Linked DNA regions of Homo sapiens: region 2 is linked to region 1. Evidence: chromatin contacts called from ENCODE Hi-C or POLR2A ChIA-PET data. All regions are on one chromosome and are shown on one strand. Each heading gives the region's core, a stretch centred on a gene start or an enhancer-like site at or near the end of the contact. The rest is flanking DNA. Distances are from core to core; before and after follow the strand shown.

Region 1 (3,622 bases), core at 56-2,555:
CTCCCACGATGGGGTGGATGTGGAGGGACCCTCAGCGTGGAGCCTGCCGGTGCAGAGCCCGAGCGCAGGAAACGGCTCCCGAGAGCCGCGTGGCCGTCCCTGCAGACCCTCCCTTCAGCACCAGCACACACAGCCATCCGTGTGGCCGTCCCTGCAGACCCTCCCTTCAGCACCAGCACACACAGCCATGGCTCCTGTCCCAAAAATGCAGCTCAACTTGCTCAGAAAAAAAAACGCCAGTGTTGAATTTGCTAGGAGGTAAGAGGCAGTGATGGACAGAACACCTGGTTCCACTGACATCTGGGTTTCCAGTTCCCACAGGACGTTGTAGAGAAGCCTTCCCAGAGGCCCTCAGCTGCCTGCAGGGAGCAGCAGCTGGCCTCATGTCTGCTGCACCTGCAACGCTGCACAGTGGGGCAAGCACAGACTTGGTGCTCGGCCTGCCCTTGGGGGGCAAGGAGCCCCACCCCCAACACAAGCAGGCCCCCGCTGTCCCCACGGTGCCCCAGGGAGTGAGCAGGCCCCCGCTGTCCCCACGGTGCCCCGGGGAGTGAGCAGGCCCCCGCTGTCCCCACGGTGCCCCGGGGAGTGGTGATCCCAGCCCTTCCTGTGCTGCTAGGGTGGGCGCCCGGATATGCATCACCTGCTCTGCTCTCCCCCAGTGCCCCAAGCACAACCCCGGCCTCGGTGGGATCACGCACCAAGCCCCAAGCCCGCTCTTTCCACAGGAAAGTCACCCAGCCACGCTGGCCCAGCAACTCTCCCCACCTGTGCCTGTGAACCAAGATCCCACCTGCCACCACCCACTGTGCAGGGTCGCAGAGTCAAGGACCCTCTGTCAAGGTGCTGGGGACAGTCACAAATCCCCACCACACGTGAGGCACGCAGGCCAGGCCAGGTGTATGACACACCCTGGCCAACACGAAGACACAGAGCCCGGGTCACCCAACTGTCACCAAGCTCAGATTCTTACAGTTGTTAAAATAAGAGCACAGAACGTCCCTGCTGTGAAAGGCCACCTCCTGGAGAGCACAGAGAGCCGGCACTCGATCTGCCTGGATGGGGGCGATGAGGAAGCCCCACAGGCTGGGCACCCGCAGGTCACACAGCAGCTTTCTGTTCTCTGCACTACATTTGTTTCTTCATGAAATTAAAAAGTGAGACGCTTCAAAGAGCCCTGGAAGCACAAGTGAAGCTGATAAATCACACAAGAGATGACTCATCTTTTACCCACTCTCTAAGAAAGTCCCAGGCCACAACACAGATGGCAGCCATGCCGCAAACCTCCTGTGGAGCGTCAACAGCAGGCAGCTCCCTTCACTGGTAAGACAGCCCCTAAGAACACTGGTTAGGAGGTTCCAGCACCAAAACTGTAAATGCTGCACCCAGTGAAGATGATTTTGCATTTAGTCCTGAGGGTGGTAATCTACTCAGCTGTCACTGACTGCACGTCGGACTGCCGCTGTGAGGCATTTGAAAGGCTTGAGAAGCACAACTCTATAAAAAGCTCCACGTGAAAACCAGACAGGACTGAACTGGGCCCCTGCTACCCTCTCTGCCCCCATCACCCACCTCTGCTATCAGGCAGCACCTCCTACTCCTCTCCAGGTTCCTCACCAATCCTGCTCTCCCAACAGGATCTGAGGCCAGCTGCATCAGGAGCCAACTGCTGCTTCCCGAGGAGGCTTACAGTCTGAGACCAGGGAAGGCGCCCAGTTCCTCCAGGGGTCAATGCTGAGCTCAGGGGCACTGATGAGCAGAGTTTTGGGAGGGCACTGGGTCCAAAGGCTGCGTCCCGAGCACTAACCCCTCAACCAGCACCCTCCCCGCTCACACTGGACCACACTGCCTGCACCCTACCCGCACACAGTAGGTGCAACATTATTGTGAGTGAGTGCTTCTCTCCCATTCTTTCTCCAAGAACACAGATCATTTGCAATTTTTCAGAACTGCTTAAGCCGTCGCTCTCGGAGAGCTTTCCCTAGGACCTGGCTGGAGCCTGGCCACCCTCATCACTGAAGGGTCCTGTACAGACACCGCTTGGCCTCCACGCTGCGTCCGGGTCTGCGAAGCCACAGCACCTAAAGGTTCCAGGCACACAGCACAGGCCAAAGCCCTGGGAAGAAATGCTTCTCCTCCTCCTGGGGGCATCTGCCACCCAGCCTGCAGCCAATGTGGTGAAGCAGCTGATCTGAGGACTAAGCCTGGACAGACACAGGCACCACGAGGACGGTGGGGCCAGCACATGGAGGCCTGGTTCCCACAGCTTGGTCCCTGGGCTACTGGAAAGCAACACAAAGAAATTACGATCCCATCCTCATATCTTCACTTTTTGACATTAATAAGCCTCCCAAAAGGGAGGTCAAGAGGTCAACACAAAAGGCGGACGGCTACATTCCACCCAGTAATCCTCTCCCCAGCCACACCGCAAGACCAAGCAGGGGCAGCCGTCACCAGATATCCCAGCTCAGAGCTCTCATCGACAGTCACACCCGCACGCCGGCAGCCACCTCGGACGCGTGAGAGGACAGACACCTGGCCCTACTTAACGGAATGAGGCCCCGGCCTGGGGTGGCCGCCTGGACTTCCATAACTCCACAGGTGACTGACTTCTGCCACAGCTGAGCCGGGGCCGGCAACACACGTGCACAGGCAGAGAGGCCAACTCACGGCAGAAGACAGTCCCTAAGCTAAAAAGACATGGCGGGGCATCACCCTCCCGTGCTAAAGATAAATCATGTGCTTAGAAATAACCCTCAGATCGAAAAATAACCTACCCATTCACTGAATTTTTTATTTTTTCAATACAGACACTGAGAACCCATACTTTGAAACACTTTTCTCTAAGACTGAGAGATTATACTCTTTATAAATCTCCTCTTAGGCCTCATCACACATTATTCACCCAAACTGCAAGGAGGAAAGAACCCAAGGCCATGTTCCCACCTCCCCCGTCTGGGCCAAGGACCCCCAGGCTGGTCTCTGGGTGAAGGTTCCTCCACCGAGAGGCTTCTCCCTCCGGCTTCCTCCGCCGAGAGGCTTCTCCTGACCCAACTCTTCCACAGAGGCTGAGGCTCTCCAGGGAGACATTATGCAGCCCCCCTGCATAAAAATCTGACAAATATAAAATGATGGAAATAAATATAAACTCACACCACAATATAAGACCTTCAGGTTTTGGCCGGGCGCAGTGGCTCACGCCTGTAATCCCAGCACTTTGGGAGGCTGAGGCGGGCAGATCATGAGGTCAGGAGATCAAGACCATCCTGGCTAACACGGTGAAACCCCGTCTCTACTAAAAATACAAAAAATTAGCCGGGCAAGGTGGCGGGCGCCTGTAGTCCCAGCTACTCAGGAGGCTGAGGCAGGAGAATGGCGTGAACCTGGGAGGCGGAGGTTGCAGTGAGCCGAGATCGCGCCACTGCACTCCAGCACTCCAGCCTGGGCGACAGCGAGACTCTGTCTCAAAAAAAAGAAAAAAAAAAAAGACCTTCAGGTTTTTAAAAGAATTGTCTACCTCTTAATAATTTTAAACGTTCTCTATGAAAGCACCTTACTTTCTAAAATAAGCTGTAATACTAACAGAACCATTTACTAGAAAATTCCCTATTAAAATTCCCAT
Region 2 (3,230 bases), core at 268-2,767, 260 kb before region 1:
CAAACACGTCTTCCCTGGACAGCTTGATAGAGACAAGGTTCCGGCTCTCTGACGAGTGGCTCGTTGGGAGGAGCCTACGCTTCTCTCCTTTGCTTATTCCTCCACTAATTAGTATATTTCCCACTTTGAAAATGTGCTTTTGGTCACCACCAGACATGAAGCCTCCGTCCTGCTGCCATCCCCTCTCCTCAGACAAAACAAAGGTAATTTTCCTGGCCTCCCAACACCACTTTCTTACAGGAAAGATAGGCTGCCAGTTTTCAGGAGTTTTTCTTGTTTCATTTGTGGAGCAGGCCATACAAATTCAGAAAGCAGAACTCCTCCTCTTCTGGATCCAAAATAATCTACGATCTGGACTCTCCGGGACACAGGATCCAAAATAATCTACGATCTGGGCTCTCCGGGACACGGGATCCAAAATAATCTACGACCTGGACTCTCCGGGACACGGGATCCAAAATAATCTACGACCTGGACTCTCCGGGACACGGGATCCAAAATAATCTACCACCTGGGCTCTCCGGGACAGCGGGTCCAAAATAATCTACGATCTGGGCTCTCCGGGACAGCAGGTCCAAAATAATCTACCACCTGGGCTCTCCGGGACACGGGATCCAAAATAATCTACCATCTGGGCTCTCCGGGACAGCAGGTCCAAAATAATCTACGATCTGGACTCTCCGGGACAGCGGGTCCAAAATAATCTACGATCTGGGCTCTCCGGGACACGGGATCCAAGATAATCTACGATCTGGGCTCTCCGGGACAGCAGGTCCAAAATAATCTACGATCTGGACTCTCCGGGACAGCGGGTCCAAAATAATCTACGATCTGGGCTCTCCGGGACACGGGATCCAAAATAATCTACGATCTGGACTCTCCGGGACACGGGATCCAAAATAATCTACGATCTGGACTCTCCGGGACACGGGATCCAAAATAATCTACTATCTGGGCTCTCCGGGACAGCGGGTCCAAAATAATCTACGATCTGGGCTCTCCGGGACAGCGGGTCCAAAATAATCTACGATCTGGACTCTCCGGGACACGGGATCCAAAATAATCTACCACCTGGGCTCTCCGGGACACGGGATCCAAAATAATCTACGATCTGGGCTCTCCGGGACAGCGGGTCCAAAATAATCTACGATCTGGACTCTCCGGGACAGCCTTGATGCACCCTCATCATTCTGGTTAGACAAAATGCCTGCAACACACACTCACACCAACACGCAGCCTCTCTGTCAGCTCCTTTTTACCAACTGGGAGGAAAAGCCCCAGACCTGCGCTTCATGCAAAATTCGTCTTTTCCTCTGTCCTGACACACGAAAGTGAAATTGCTTCCAGCCACGACGGCTCACCTGCAGGGCACAGGGCAGCACACAGGGGAGCACACAGGGCAGCACCAGGCAGCCCACAGGGAAGCGCACAGGGCAGCGCACAGGGGAGCGCACAGGGGAGCGCACAGGGCAGCGCACAGGGCAGCGCACAGGGGAGCGCACAGGGGAGCGCACAGGCAGCACGGTGCACGCTGTGCCGTTTGCACCGCAGGTTCCTGTTTTCAGTTGCAGTTCTACCTGCACTCTGCTCTACAAGGTTCCTCTTCCTCTTTTCCTCCCCAACTGGCACCTCTCTCTCTTCCTCTCTTTCCCTTTTTCTTTTTCAAACAGCTTCATTGAGGAAAAAATGCCTGTACTACAAAAATCAACCATTTAAAGTGTAGAATCCGGTGGTCTTTTGTACATTCCCAAGGTTGTATGACTCTCTAATTTTAGAATGTTTTCATTACACAAAAAGGAAACCCCATACATTAGCGGCCCCTCCCCCGCCCCTCTGAGCCCCTCCCCCAATCCCTCCCCAACCCCCCAGCCCCTCCCCAGCCCCTTCCAACGCCTCCCCAACCCCTCCCCAACCCCTCCCCAGCCCCTCCCCAACCCTCCCCAGCCCCTCCCCAACCCCTCCCCAGCCCCTCCCCAGCCCCTCCCCAGCCCCTCCCCAGCCCCTTCCAACCCCTCCCCAACCCCTCCCCAGCCCCTCCCCAACCCCTCCCAAGCCCCGCCCCAGCCCCTCCCCAGGCCACGCAACCAGTGTCCACTTTCTGTCTCTGGATTTGCCTCTTCTTACCTCTTCGTATAAATGGAATCATACACTACGCGGCCTTCTGTGTGTGGCTTCTTTCACTGAGCATGATCTTTTCACGGCTCATCCATGTTGTCATATGACAGGGCTTCATTCCTTTTTATTTTCACATAATAGCACACTGCACAGATATACCACTTTTTTTTTTCTTTTTGAGGCAGAGTCTCGCTCTGTCGCCCATTCTGGAGTGCAGTGGCGCGATCTCGGCTCACTGCAACCTCCGCCTCCTGAGTTCAAGCGATTCTCCTGCCTCAGCCTCCCGAGTACCTGGGATGACAGGCGCCCGCCACCACACTCAGCTAATTTTTGTATTTTTAGTAGAGACGGGGTTTCATCATGTTGGCCAGGATGGTCTCGATCTCCTGACCTCAGGTGATCCGCCTGCCTCGGCCTCCCAAAGTGCTGGGATTAAAGCGTGAGCCACCGCGCCTGGTAGATGTACCACATTTTCTTGTCTGTTGATGAACTTGGGGCTGTTTCCACTTTTTCGCTGTTATGAATAACACCAGGTACACGTGTTACGGGGGACGTGTTTCTGCTTCTCTTTGGCTACATCTAGGCGTGGATTGCTGGGTCGTGTGGGAAGTCCGCGCCTGTTATCTGAGGAGTGACCGGCTGTTTTGCAGTGGCTGCGCCCGCCCACGTTCCCGCCGGTGGTGACAGGCTGGTTCCTCCCCCGCCTCCCCAGCACTTGCCATCTGTCCGTGAGGAGGGCGGTCCTGCTGCCGAGGACCCTCGTTCACGGGCCGCTCTTTCCGCTGTGTTTCCCACCCCACCCATCTCTGTTCTTTGAGCTGGAACTCGGGGTCAGCCATCCGGAGCTTCCACCCACAGCTTCCCTTTGACTTTTCCAGGTCCACCTCTGTGCTTCTCCCATCCCTCTTCTTACAAAAGTGCCTTTCTGCTGCCAGTCTTGCGGCCACACCTGCACAGAACAACAACTTTTTCAGGATTCTTTAGTAAAATAATAAAATGATTAAGCATAAACACAAAGAACATGCTTTTATATCAAATATACTGCAATGGGGGGGGTCGCTATGCAAGCACAGGGGAAGGCGCTTTGTTCTTAGGTGCAAGCACCACTTTCTCAC

What was found. Hi-C counts contacts between places; a loop is a spot of excess contacts on that map. ChIA-PET counts read pairs that join two places held with the same protein, here RNA polymerase II (POLR2A). Pooled maps may share reads with other maps.
Region 2: a map with no recorded cell type shows a loop between it and region 1 (7-fold over the local background). The contact joins two enhancer-like sites. A Hi-C loop is called at or near these places in 2 of 37 single-sample maps with no recorded cell type and 2 of 50 pooled maps. POLR2A ChIA-PET finds 5 or more read pairs at or near these places in 2 of 52 experiments (AG04450 and WTC11).

Annotation. Positions count from the first base shown.
Region 1 is chr17:82,861,779-82,865,400 of GRCh38, reverse strand. All of the region lies in intron 13 of TBCD (tubulin folding cofactor D), which reads right to left. Among named protein-coding and RNA genes, the nearest start is that of ZNF750, 24 kb to the right of the region's middle. RefSeq lists a silencer at 494-573 and an enhancer at 864-1,373. Within about 2 kb of position 1,305, at least 17 of the 41 ENCODE cell types and tissues checked have a DNase peak (open chromatin) inside an H3K27ac peak, as active enhancers do.
Region 2 is chr17:83,118,763-83,121,992 of GRCh38, reverse strand. It overlaps LOC101930496 (a long non-coding RNA gene), which reads right to left. Exons shown (of 3, transcript XR_007065980.1): 2 at 2,125-3,064; 3 at 1,493-1,690. Among named protein-coding and RNA genes, the nearest start is that of METRNL, 41 kb to the right of the region's middle. Within about 2 kb of position 1,517, at least 3 of the 41 ENCODE cell types and tissues checked have a DNase peak (open chromatin) inside an H3K27ac peak, as active enhancers do.